2 separate regions of the Homo sapiens genome follow, and region 2 is linked to region 1. A link is a loop called in an ENCODE intact Hi-C map of the cell type or tissue named here. Cell type or tissue: endothelial cell of umbilical vein. All regions are shown on one strand. Each heading gives the region's core, and the rest is flanking DNA. Links, peaks and the distances in the headings are about the cores only.

Region 1 (6,619 bases), core at 148-5,147:
GGCTCGGGGAGAGGGTGCAAGAGCAACCCTCTTTGTGAAACGGGGCCGCGACTCCACGAGTCCTGTCTCTACGGACCCTACTCCCTGTGATTCCGGAAGCACCTCCCTACCCCTTCCCCAGGTTTACATGCTCCAGAGATGAGGGCCAAGCGGATACCGGGGCAAACTAGCGTGGGGCTCAAGGAGGCACACAGAGCAGTGGTCTCAGTCCTCGAGACCACTCCTGCCAAGAGGAGGGCTGGAGAAGTCGGGAGAGGTGCCGGGAGCGGGGGAGAGGCGCGTAGGACAAGGCAGGAGGAGGGCGGCCCTTATCGGTTCCCTATAGGACTGGCTTCGCTGCCGGGGTCGGAGATTCCTCGGCGCGGAGCTAGGGGCGGGTCCGGAGGCGGAGGCGACAGCGCCCGGCGGGGTACGCGCGGCTGCGACCCCGTCACTCCCCCGCCGCCTCCGCCCCTAACCCTCGGCCCCGTGCGCGAGCGAGCGAGGGAGCGAACGCAGCGCAACAAAACAAACTAGTGCCGGCTTCCTGTTGTGCAACTCGCTCCTGAGTGAGTCGGGGGCCGAAAGGGTGCTGCGGCTGGGAAGCCCGGGCGCCGGGGACCTGCGCGCGCTGCCCGGCCTGGCCGGAGCCTGTAGCCCGGGGGCGCCACGGCCGGGCTCGCAGTCCCCCCACGCCGGCCCCCCGGTCCCCGCCGAGCCAGTGTCCTCACCCTGTGGTTTCCTTTCGCTTCTCGCCTCCCAAACACCTCCAGCAAGTCGGAGGGCGCGAACGCGGAGCCAGAAACCCTTCCCCAAAGTTTCTCCCGCCAGGTACCTAATTGAATCATCCATAGGATGACAAATCAGCCAGGGCCAAGATTTCCAGACACTTGAGTGACTTCCCGGTCCCCGAGGTGACTTGTCAGCTCCAGTGAGTAACTTGGAACTGTCGCTCGGGGCAAGGTGTGTGTCTAGGAGAGAGCCGGCGGCTCACTCACGCTTTCCAGAGAGCGACCCGGGCCGACTTCAAAATACACACAGGGTCATTTATAGGGACTGGAGCCGCGCGCAGGACAACGTCTCCGAGACTGAGACATTTTCCAAACAGTGCTGACATTTTGTCGGGCCCCATAAAAAATGTAAACGCGAGGTGACGAACCCGGCGGGGAGGGTTCGTGTCTGGCTGTGTCTGCGTCCTGGCGGCGTGGGAGGTTATAGTTCCAGACCTGGCGGCTGCGGATCGCCGGGCCGGTACCCGCGAGGAGTGTAGGTACCCTCAGCCCGACCACCTCCCGCAATCATGGGGACACCGGCTTGGATGAGACACAGGCGTGGAAAACAGCCTTCGTGAAACTCCACAAACACGTGGAACTTGAAAAGACAACTACAGCCCCGCGTGTGCGCGAGAGACCTCACGTCACCCCATCAGTTCCCACTTCGCCAAAGTTTCCCTTCAGTGGGGACTCCAGAGTGGTGCGCCCCATGCCCGTGCGTCCTGTAACGTGCCCTGATTGTGTACCCCTCTGCCCGCTCTACTTGAAATGAAAACACAAAAACTGTTCCGAATTAGCGCAACTTTAAAGCCCCGTTATCTGTCTTCTACACTGGGCGCTCTTAGGCCACTGACAGAAACATGGTTTGAACCCTAATTGTTGCTATCAGTCTCAGTCAGCGCAGGTCTCTCAGTGACCTGTGACGCCGGGAGTTGAGGTGCGCGTATCCTTAAACCCGCGCGAACGCCACCGGCTCAGCGTAGAAAACTATTTGTAATCCCTAGTTTGCGTCTCTGAGCTTTAACTCCCCCACACTCTCAAGCGCCCGGTTTCTCCTCGTCTCTCGCCTGCGAGCAAAGTTCCTATGGCATCCACTTACCAGGTAACCGGGATTTCCACAACAAAGCCCGGCGTGCGGGTCCCTTCCCCCGGCCGGCCAGCGCGAGTGACAGCGGGCGGCCGGCGCTGGCGAGGAGTAACTTGGGGCTCCAGCCCTTCAGAGCGCTCCGCGGGCTGTGCCTCCTTCGGAAATGAAAACCCCCATCCAAACGGGGGGACGGAGCGCGGAAACCCGGCCCAAGTGCCGTGTGTGCGCGCGCGTCTGCGAGGGCAGCGGCGGCAGGGGGAGGAGGAGGCAGAGGCGGGGTGGCTGGACCCTCGGCATCAGCTCATTCTCCCCTGCTACACACATACACACACAAATAATGTTTCTAAAAAGTTCAGTTGCGACTTTGTGCCTCGCCTGTCCTGTTCATCCTCGTCCTGGGCCGGGGAATGCTTCTGGGGGCCGACCCCGGGATGCTGGCTAATTGCTGCCGGCGGGTTCCGTCGCCGGTGTGACCCTGGACGGCGCGGACGGCGTACAGGGGGTCCCGGGAGGGGCAGTGGCCGCGGCACTCGCCGCCGGTGCCCGTGCGCGCCGCGCTCTGGGCTGCCCGGGCGGCGCAGTGTGGACGCGGCTGCAGGGAGAGGGGAAGGGGGAAGAGGGAGGGAGGAAGGCAGCCGGGCGAGGAGTGTGGATGTGTGTGCGGCCGCGAGGGCCGGCCTGTAGCCAGCTGCTTCCTGAGTGTGAGCGCCGGAGGGGGAGGGGGAAGAGTGGGGGCGGGCTCGCGGGTCACTAGGCTGGCCAATTCGAAGGCCGAGCTTGTGTCTCCCTCTTGACGCATTCACACACACACACACACACACACACACACACACACACACTCCCCGTGCGCCAGAAGTCGAGGAACTCCAGAACAGGGTAACAGCAGGGAGACACTTCGCCTTCTTCCTGGCCTTATTTGTTAAACTGACTTATTTTAACATGAAAAAGTGTTAGTGTTTAGACAGGATTTGATGTCAGGTCATAAAAAAATAAACAAACAACCAAAAAAATCCGGTAGTAATACGGAGAGAATAACACAGTGAAAAATGGCAAAAGGGTTGCTTTGAAATATCGGATCGGATGCACATGACAGCTTCGAAACTGGATAGGTGAAGCACTAAGGAAGGCTTTGGCATCCTTTCCAAGTATAGGCAGGGAAGAGAGGAAGGTGATGGAAGTGTTAGAAGGGTATAAAATTCTGAACACAGGCTGTTAAGAATGGAGGTATATTCCCTGCGTATGTTACGTCTATAAAGTGGCACTTTATCCTTATGAATTCAACATCCTCAGCCTCATACCCCACCTAAGCTCTGACTCGCCACCGCTTCTGCTTGTGTTGACCAGAGCCCTCAAAAGGTTGTTACAAGAAAGTCTGCTCCTAGTAGTTCATCACATGTATTGCCACAGATGCAAGGACTTCCATCTTGGGAATCTAGGTATGTAATGCACACAATATCCTCCAGGTAGGCCTTTCTGCAGTTGACAGTATTATTCACCATCATGAATGAAATGAGTGAGGATGCCACCAGACACTTAGAATTTCACAAGTCCTTATATTCTATTCTACTGTTACCACTCCAATATAAATTAGCAATCAGGTAGTAGATGCTTTGATCAAGACAGAAGTCCTCAAGGACACAAATGACTTACCCCAGAAAGCCAAAACTAAAAGACTATTGGCAGTTTTCATTTATCTAATTTCAGTGGGAATACTACTAGGCTTGGTCTGTATCCATGATATTAACATAACCAAAAGAAGCCTGGTTTCCACAGTACTTTTTCTTTTCTTTTCCTTCACCTTGGGACACAAACTCATCAGAATATTTGTCAGCAGAAGTAGGGGATGAAAAATAGTAAGAGGTCAGGATATGTCATTCTGTCAGTTTTCCAGTTTCTCTCTGTTCATCTCTTTTAAATACAAGTATTCAAGCCCAAGATGGCAATAGATGGGCTCAACCACACGTAAGAAAAGAAAATACTCATAAAATGAAGCATGCAGCAACATCACAAAAACAAAGAAACCAAGTGGTGGAAATTGCCATGACTATTCCATTGTGGCTAGTTATTGCAACATGCCTGACATTCACATAAAAACTCTTCCTCATTAACTCCAGCCTTAAGGAACAGAGCAAGATGGCAACACTAACCCTTCAATGCATCATGGGAACTTCTGTTCATCAGATTCTTGTGCTGTACAACTGCTTCCCAGGAGCAAGACAAGCCTGGGTGGAGACTGCAAAAAACCTTTCCAATGTCCCTCAAATATCATTTTAAATACAATGGTTTTGATGCATAGAATGGTATCCTAGGGGCTTGCAGAAGCTTCTAAAACTTCCCAAATGATGGGAACAGCTTAGCTGGAAGAGAAAAAAATATAGTGCTACACCCAACTTTAATCAATAGCTCATGGAAAAAAACACTGGGAAAGTTAGGAGTCATCAACCTGGAGATCCCCAAAATCTCTTCATTTATAAGAGCCCAAGAGTGGGAATGTCATTTTATTTAGGTGTGATTTTCATGAACCTCTAACATTCCTAAAATATTTACCACTGAAGAGGTATAGTGCTTTGGTTGAATTTTTTTCTTTTTTTTTTTTTCTGGCCAAGAATGTAGATCTGCAATGTTCTTATATTCCATGGGTTATAGTAAAAATGCAGTTGTTCTTGTACCAGTACAACCCTGGAATGACTCAGAATGAGATCTGTACCTCTTCTGGGCTGAATTGGTCAGCAGGGGTGAGGGAGGGTGGTAATGAGAGACAGTGAGAAAGGAAATCATGTAGTTCCAAAATGATACTCTCCCTTACCCATGAGCTCTCCATCGTGCTTAGGAATCATACTCTGGCAGCCCTTCAGCCAGATAGGTGGGAACTGCAGCCCAGTCAGTATCTTCCCTCTCTAGAGACCAGTGTTGTATGTGCCTCAACCGCTGACTCAGGGCAGCTGACTCAGCAGACAGGCCCCTGCTGCCAGCTCCAGTCCAGTTCTCATTCATCAGAGAAATATTCAGTGAGTACACACTCTGTCCAAGTATTGGGACTAAAGGAATTAACACTTGTAGGCATTGTATATGGGAGGATATTACAGAAAACTTTTTGCCCAGTGTCTTAGTTGTAGCAAACCCTCAAGAAATGGGGACTCTTTGCATATATTACCTCATCTAATTCTCAAATCAAATGTATGATGTGGCTATGAATAATCTCCTACTTAGAAGCAAAGAAGTTGAAGCTCAGTAAACAGTTAAAGAGAGTCAGAGACAGAGCCAAGTATGCCAGTTTAGAAGCCCCAAGTTCAATCAACATTACTGTACTACAGAATAATTGTGCATGCTCTTTGAATGTGTATAAAACATATTGCAGGTGTATAAAGTGCAAAGCATCTTGTGGTCAGTGTTAGATGAGCACAATGAAGTTTGTAGGGAGTGTGGAGGAGGCAGGAATAATTTCCTGCAATGTGACATGGAGTAGCTTGGCTGTTTGAGCTGGACTTCAAAGAATGAGTAGAGAAGTGATAAGCAAAGGAGACCATTTCAAGTATAGGAATCAGCATCAAAAGGGGCACAGAAGGCATAAGTCCTGCATAGCAAGCAGCTCACTCAAAGCTAGAGTACAAAATAGGAACATCCACTGTCTCACAGCAATGAAACTCTCCCGAAGGAACATCCTGACAGCAAAACTTCAGAACTGCTATTTGAGTCACCCTGAGTGCTCTGACAGTAAACCACTTACAAACTTGCAAAGAACTATGATCAGATTCCTCCTCCCACAAAGTGTCCGTGAAAAGAAACAAATTTGAACCCCAAAATACAGATAAGTTGAGCTAATAGCACCAGTGATAGTATGCCTAGCTATTAAAACACAGACACACACACACACACACACACGAGCTGGCAACAGTCCAGTTACGTAGAAATGCAGTGGAAAAAGTTAGTGTTTGCCAACTTTAAGGGGGGAACTAAATGTGTAAAATGGAAAATTTCCATTTTACTTTCCTGAGTAGTACAAATAGTGGAATGCAGCAAATTTCACATTATGTTATCAGTGTGTGATATACTAAGAAAACTTAAGCTGATTTTTCTACTAATTTGTCACAAGTATGTTCAGCCCAAACTCTTCGGCTCACATACATGTCAGTGATGTAATTTTTTAAAAAATTCTTATTTACACATATCGCATTCACAACATCATACCTCTTTTCCTTTCTAAAGTCAAAACTGTAAATCAGAGTCTAAAATGTGTCAGACCAAATGCAACTGACCAAAATTTCAAATATTTCACTCCATACAATATCTCTCAATCTTGTCTAATTGGTGAAATGTTTCTTCCTTTTTTATACAAACCAAGCTGAGATGTATCTAAAATTCAGAGAAAGGTTGATGATGTATTCCTTGACATATTACTTAGGTATATCTACAAAGAGCTTACCATAACAAACATAAATTCATAGATAAATACAATATTCCGCAGGCAGCCAGTTATTCTTTCACCATTTAACATCTATACTGGCCAACTATATGTGATGTTGTAAAATTAATTATCTAATCACAATGCCATCTTATCTATAACTACCTTCTATAAATGCCTCTTAATGACCATAACTTACTTTTCTTCATATGCCTTTCATGGCCTAGCAATAGTACTGGGCACTAGTAAGTAACTAATGCTAATCTGATAAATGGATTAATTAATGAGAGAATGAAAGAATGGTTTCTTCACCTTCAGAGATGATAAATGACACAACTCATTGTTATGTATGTGTATAATCATTTCAGTGTTCCAAAA
Region 2 (6,665 bases), core at 10-5,009, 820 kb before region 1:
CAGAGACTTTTAGTACTTTCACTAATTTTGCTACTGCTGCCTAAAAGGCAGAGCCAGGTGTACAGGATGGAACATGAAAGTGGACTAGGAGGGTGACCACTGAAGCACAGCATCACAGGGAGACAGTCAGGCCTCCAGATAACTGTGGGCAGGCTTGACTGATGTCAGGCCCTCCACAAGAGGTGGAGTAGAGTGTCTTCTCTAAACTCCCCTGGGGAAAGGGAGACTCCCCTTCCCAGTCTGCTAAGTAGTAGGTGTTTTCCCTTCGCACTGACGCTACCACTAGACCACAGTCTGCTTGGCAACAGGCATCTTCCCAGACGCTGGCGTTACCGCTAGACCAAGGAGCTCTCTGGTGGCCCTGTCCAGGCATGACAGACGGCTCACACTCTTGTCTTCTGGTCACTTCTCACTATGTCCCCTCAGCTCCTATCTCTGTATGGCCTAGTTTTTCCTAGGTTATGATTATAGAGCGAGTATTATTATAATATTGGCATAAAGAGTAATTGCTACAAATGATTAATGATACTCATATATAATATATATAATATATACATATAATTCATATGATATTCATATATAATCATGTCTATGTAGATCTAGTATAACTCTTGTTGTTTTATGTTCTTTATTACACTGGAACAACTCGTGCCCCTGGTCTCTTGCCTCGGCATCTGGATGGCTTGCTGCCCACAGAATATAATCATAAACATCATCTATAAGCTGAACTTATTAAGTGCCAAGAGAGGATCATCAAATATAGGGCACTGGAAGGTAGCTAGTTTATCAGCATTGATGCAAAGTTTAGTATTTATGGACTGCTTGAAAACAGGGGAAGAGATGAAGTAGCTCAGTGACAGCAATCACCATTAAGATGATGCCATTAAACCAAGTCAATTTTAGAAACTAGAGGCACAGACAAACAGCACCTTATCTCTGCCTTATAAGGTAGTGATGCATTCATGTTGTATTATAAATTCCAGAAGAGAACCATATCTGTAAAACTATGAAGGAATCCATCTTTTATGTATCATAAGCCCATCAATACAACTTTATAAGAATTGCTTTATTCAGTTGTGTTTTAAATAACTGGAGAAAAAAATGTTACAAACAAAAACGCATTTATTGGAATTGACAGGAAGAGGGAAGTTTTTGAAAGAAGGCCAAGAATATTAAAGCACCGGATATTAAGGTGTAAAGCAGTATTTAAAAGCTTGGGCTTTAGTGTTAAACAGACCACAGCTCAAATCCTAGCTCCACCACTTACTACTTAAATGACCTTGGGCAAGTCACTTTCTTTCTTAATTCAATTTTCCCCATCTATAAAATCTAGATAACACACCCTAGTGAGATATTGTAATGAGAAAATGATGTAATACATATATGTCACTAGCTCATAGTTATCATTCAAAATTTATGTAATAATTATTTTCAGTATAATTTTTGTTCTAATTTTTGTTTTACCTGAAACCAAAATTTTCATTACTTTTATAAACACTTCTCCAGACAGCAAAGTATAATTCCAATACAGAATCACAATTTATACTATACAAAAGACATGGATTTAGAGCCTATCCCTAACAAAAACTTCAATCTATTATTCAATCTATTTGTACATGTCTTTCATAATGCCTGTAGTTACCTTTAACCATTCCTCTTTATTTCTTCACACGGATTAAAATTTACCATTAAGTGTCCTTTCATTTCAACCTGAAAGACTCCCTTTAACATTTCTTAGAGTTCGTGAGAATCCTTTCAGTTTTTATCTATTTGGAAACGTCTTAATTTCACTTTCAGTTTTGAAGAAAAGTTTAGCTAAATAGAGAATTACTGGTTGACAGTCTTTTACTTTCAATGTTGAAAATGTCTTCTAGCCTCCAGGGTTTCTCGTAAGTCAGCTATTAAGCCTATTGAGGATTCCTTGTAACAAGTCATTTTTCTCCTGCTACTTTCAAGATTTTTCTTTAAATTCAACTATGATGGGTCTAGGTATGGATCACTTTGGGCTTATTCAACTTGGATTACAGTGAGCTTCTTGGATGTGTAGCACAGAGTAATATTTTTCAGCAAGTTTGGAAAGTTTTCTGCCATTTTTTTTTAAATATTCTTTCTGCCTCATTCTCATCTTCTGGGAATCCTATAATGTCCATGTTGGCACAACATTTAATGGAGTCACATAAGTCTTTTGAGACTCTGTTCATTTTTCTTTCTGATCCTCACATTGAACAATCTCTATTGACCTAACTTCGAGTTAAAAGATTCCTTCATTTGCCAATTTATATCTGTTGTTGAGCTCCTCTAGTGAATTTTTCATTTCAGTTATTATACTTTTAAGCTCCAGAACTTCCTTGTTTTTTAATAATTTCTATCTTTATTGATACTCTTTCTCTGGTGAAACACCATTCTGATGCTTCCCTTTAATTCTTTAGACATGGTTTCATTTAGTTCTTTGAATGTATTTGTAATAGCTAACTTAAAGACTACAAAGTCTAAAATCTAGGCTCCCACAGGGACTTTTTTTGTTCGTTTTTTATTATTTGTCTCTGTGTGTTTTATTTCCTGTTTCTTTGCATTTCTCAATTTTTGTTAAAACTGAACATTTTAGGTAATATATTTTAACAAATCTCATATCAGATTGCTCCACATTATTCCCCTAAATTTTTTAATCATCAGTGTGTTGTTTTTCTTGATGCTGATTCTTTAGTACTTTCATGAACGAATTTTACAGATCCTGTATTCCCCGTAGTGTGTGGCCACCGAGTTCTCTGCTAGAACTTTTTTTTTTTTTTTTTTTAGGATCTTGTTTTTATTTGTAAGCCTGGCTTCCAAGAAGTCATACCTGGACCAGTAAAATGTAGTAGTCAACCAATGATCATTTAAAAGATTTCCTTAAATGCTTTGCCTATATGTCTTCTACCTTTTGCCAAAGAAATCTTCATGAGAAGTCATACCTTCAAACTTCAGGAAGCTTACAAATAGCACTGATTTTCACTTCCTGCTTACACAGTGCCTCAAGATCAGTCAGAGGTGACATTCTCCTTTCCCAGGTCATTTCCGGGCATGTGTACAGACTTGCACATTGTACAGCCTTTTAAATACCCAGGAATATGCCAGAGCTTTCCAAAGTTCCCTATAGTTGGCTAGTTCTCCAGACTTTCCTTTTAAATTCCTGGCCAGATTCTTCCTTTGCCTCAACTGAAATCACAGCCTTAGGCAATTGACATTTTGCCAACAGTTTGCTATTGTTTCAGTAATGCCCTGGGGGTAAGCTTTTTCTTCCCCCAACTGAGCTGAGTTCAGAGTCAAATCAAATATCCAGCCACTCTCTCTGAAAAGAGTTTTCCCAGGGAGCTGCAAGTTGGGACAAAATATTAACTGTGCTCTGGGGATAGTGCCTTCAATGGGGCTCCAGAAGTGGTCAGCTCTCTCCATTGTCTGCAATACTGCCAGCTTTTAGCTACACCACTAAGCTGGAGAGAGAGATGAGAATAACCCCAAGTTAAAATATCGCAGACCCCACTGGTCTTCCCAAGATTCACTAGTTTTCTCTTGGACAGATGATTTTCAATTCATACTCCTGCTTAATTGCCAGAATTCTAAAATGGCTGATTTTCATTATTTTACCCATATTTTTGTTGTTGTATAGGCAGCACAAATTCACTGAGGCCCTCACTCCACCATTCTGGAAGTTGATCAAGTTCTGTAATATTCTGAATTTATAATTTTCAGGACAAAAAGATCTTAACCAAAAAAAACAAACCCTCACTTAGTTTGATTTTTTAAAAATATACTTAAAATTTTTAGATCACTGATTCTTATCTCTAATAGAAACTTATGAAAAAAATCTGTATTTCAGTACTTAAATGAGAGTGAAACAGATCTGTGAGACAGGAAAAAATAAACTGCATAAACAATTTATCACATCTTTCCTGTTAACTAATATGTGAATCATCAAAAACAAAGGTGATTACTGGTCTCAGAGCCACTCTCAGTCCTAAACGGCCTCTCAAATCTTTTGGGGACAACAGAAACAAGTAAAAGTGAGGAGGAAAGCCTAGTCCATCTTGTCTTACTTGGCTGACTGAGGCCAAAACCAACTATACTCTGATAGTAAGAAATTTTTTTAAAACCACAGAAAACTGGAAGTGGGAAATCGACAGAAAAGAAGAATCAGATACTTGACTTAGGAGGCAACCCTATCTCTTGAGATTTCTCTGAAGAGACTCAGAACAGAGATTGAGTTTACCTCAGATTCACCCAAGTATAGGCCAAAATCGCGGGCTTCTGGAAGAGAAAAGAGTTGTTCATTACTATTTCTCTTTTGTTAGCTGGTATTGGCAAGCCAAGGAAAGACCAAAACTGTCAAGGTAGGCCGAGAAAAGTAAACATCTTTTAGCAAGGCTTTTATTTTCAAGAATATTGTCGCATGTTTCTTTTGCTTTTCTTTTGTTGTGTAACAAACCACCCCAAAACTTACTGGCACAACAACCACCATTTTATTTGGTCATAATTCTGCAATCTGAGCAGGGCTCAACTAGGCAGTTCTTACAGTCATCTTGCTGGTGGTCATTCATACTACTGCTTTCAGCCAGCAGGTGAGAAATGAGATCAGCTAGGATACTAGCATGGCTAAGCATCTCTCTCCATGTAATCTCAGAAATTCTCCCTCTCCATGTGGCCTCTTTTCCACTGGGTCTCTCTAGGAGAACGGTCAGATTCTTACATGATGATCCTCTCTCTCGAAAACACAAAAGCATAAGTTGTCGGGCCTTTTTGCACCCAGACCTGGAAGAGCTTTAATCCCTTTGCATTCTCTTTGTTAAAACAAGCTACAGGCCCAACCCAAACTGAAAGGAAAGTGACTTCACACGAGCATGAATGCCATCAATGTAATAGACAACTAAAACATTCAGGCCAATGTTCAGATGACTGGAATGGACACAACCACAAGAAACTATAAAATGGCTAAAGCTTGAAGACTGAGCAATTATAGTCAGATTCTATTCTCTGTTCTTTCCCACAATGAGAGTCAATCTACGTTCACCAGGAATCTTAATTATAAGTGGAACCTGTTAATCACTTAAAAGCCATATGACCTTAGACAAGTCAATTAATCTCTCTAAGCTTCAGCTGCTGTATTGTAAAACAGGAAAAATTATACATGCCCTGCCTGTCTTAGAGGAACGCTGTAGAATAAATAAGAGCTTTGAAAGCTGTAAACTGCTATACAAATATAAGGAAATATTATTTAGCTGACAGGATGGTAAGTATAATCAACCTAGCTAGGCTCCATTCTCCTCCCTATTAATAAAATTATAACCATCATCAATTACCCTATATGCTAAATGACTACCACAGCAATATTATATATAATAGCAAGCTAAAATTACATTATGTTTTGTTACTATGAAGAATAATAACACTAACTACAATTTATTATTGTCCAATTATATGTCAGGTGCTGTTGGTTACTTTGGATAATCTATAACCCTTACAATAACTCAATACGGTAGGTATTATCCCTCATTTACAAATAAAGAAACTGACACTTGGCTACTTTAAGTAACCTGCCCATAGTTACACAGCCAGCAAATGAAAAATCCATTCTTAGCATCTAATGCCTAATAGGCACTTGATAAATATTTGTTGGATAAATTAAAGAACAAATAAAGCCAAGGCTATCTGGCTTTAATGCAACGTTGTTCAAATATATCAAAGGATTTCTCTCTCACAATCCTTATTTTTATATACAGCTATTAAAACTGTAATCATAGCAAACACATCTAACTAACATGAACAATTTAACCTTCCACATCAAGAAAATAGTTTCCCATCTGAAAAGTACATTTTTTAAAAAAAAAAATCTAATATTTAACCTATCTAATGAATTATTTTGAATTATAATGATCATGTTATAATGTGGGGACATCAACTGGAATAAAAAGCAAAAAAAAATTACATACAAAAATCACTAAAACAAAAAGAATCATATTTTTAAACTAAAAAAAAGGTGCATTATGGATCACAAATTTCCATATCCTATAATATGAAGAGATCTTGAAATTTAAGAAGAGGAAAAGAAACTGCCCAGCAGAAAAACAGATGGAAGATATAAATGGAAACTCAACAAAAGAAATATGAACAGCTAATGAATTCTTTGTATTTTTGTCATTAGTTATTGAAGAAATGCAAATTCAAATAGATTTATTCAACTATTCGATTGCCAAAATAAAAAAAATAAATAAAAAGACTGATTATATCCAGTGTCAGAGTAAACAAAGAAACAAAACATTAAAGCATTATTGCTGGGCATATGAAATGGTACAACCTTTCTAGAGAACACTCTGATAATTGATAAAAATATTCTAAATGTACCCAGCATTTACTCAGCAATTCCACACCTAGGAATTCATATAAAGAAAATAATTGGACAGCTACACAAAGATGCACATACATGCCAAAATACTGTATAGGATACCACCCAAATGTCTACGTAGAGAATTGTTTAAATACATGATACATACATACAATGCTAATAAAGATACAAAATTTTATTCATTACCATTAAAAGATGTTCAAAATATGAGTGTGAAAGTAAAAAAAAAATGGTATGACCCAATTTTCATAATAAACTTTGATTTGTAGGAGAAAAGAGCACATACACA

The links. Hi-C counts contacts between places; a loop is a spot of excess contacts. Peaks named below come from ENCODE experiments on the same cell type or tissue, not always from the same donor. Only the 100,000 strongest peaks of a DNase experiment are listed, where the experiment ranks them.
Region 2: it touches region 1 in a loop (4-fold over the local background); 5 of 110 quality-filtered maps call a loop at or near these places.

What each region holds. Positions count from the first base shown.
Region 1 is chr9:4,297,570-4,304,188 of GRCh38, forward strand. It overlaps GLIS3 (GLIS family zinc finger 3), which reads right to left and starts at 2,499. Exons shown (of 11, transcript NM_001042413.2): 1 at 1,852-2,499. It overlaps GLIS3-AS2 (GLIS3 antisense RNA 2), which reads left to right and starts at 1,732. Exons shown (of 4, transcript NR_186824.1): 1 at 1,732-1,854. In endothelial cell of umbilical vein, for the core only: no CTCF peak of the experiment used is centred there; DNase peaks (open chromatin) are centred at 292, 2,112, 2,542, 4,772 and 2 weaker places; H3K4me3 peaks cover 2,439 bases; H3K27ac peaks cover 2,031 bases.
Region 2 is chr9:3,475,635-3,482,299 of GRCh38, forward strand. The region is part of intron 1 of RFX3 (regulatory factor X3); the gene reads right to left. Among named protein-coding and RNA genes, the nearest start is that of RFX3, 47 kb to the right of the region's middle. RefSeq lists enhancers at 1-117, 2,637-3,836, 2,859-2,908. In endothelial cell of umbilical vein, for the core only: no CTCF peak of the experiment used is centred there; a DNase peak (open chromatin) is centred at 3,127; H3K27ac peaks cover 2,528 bases.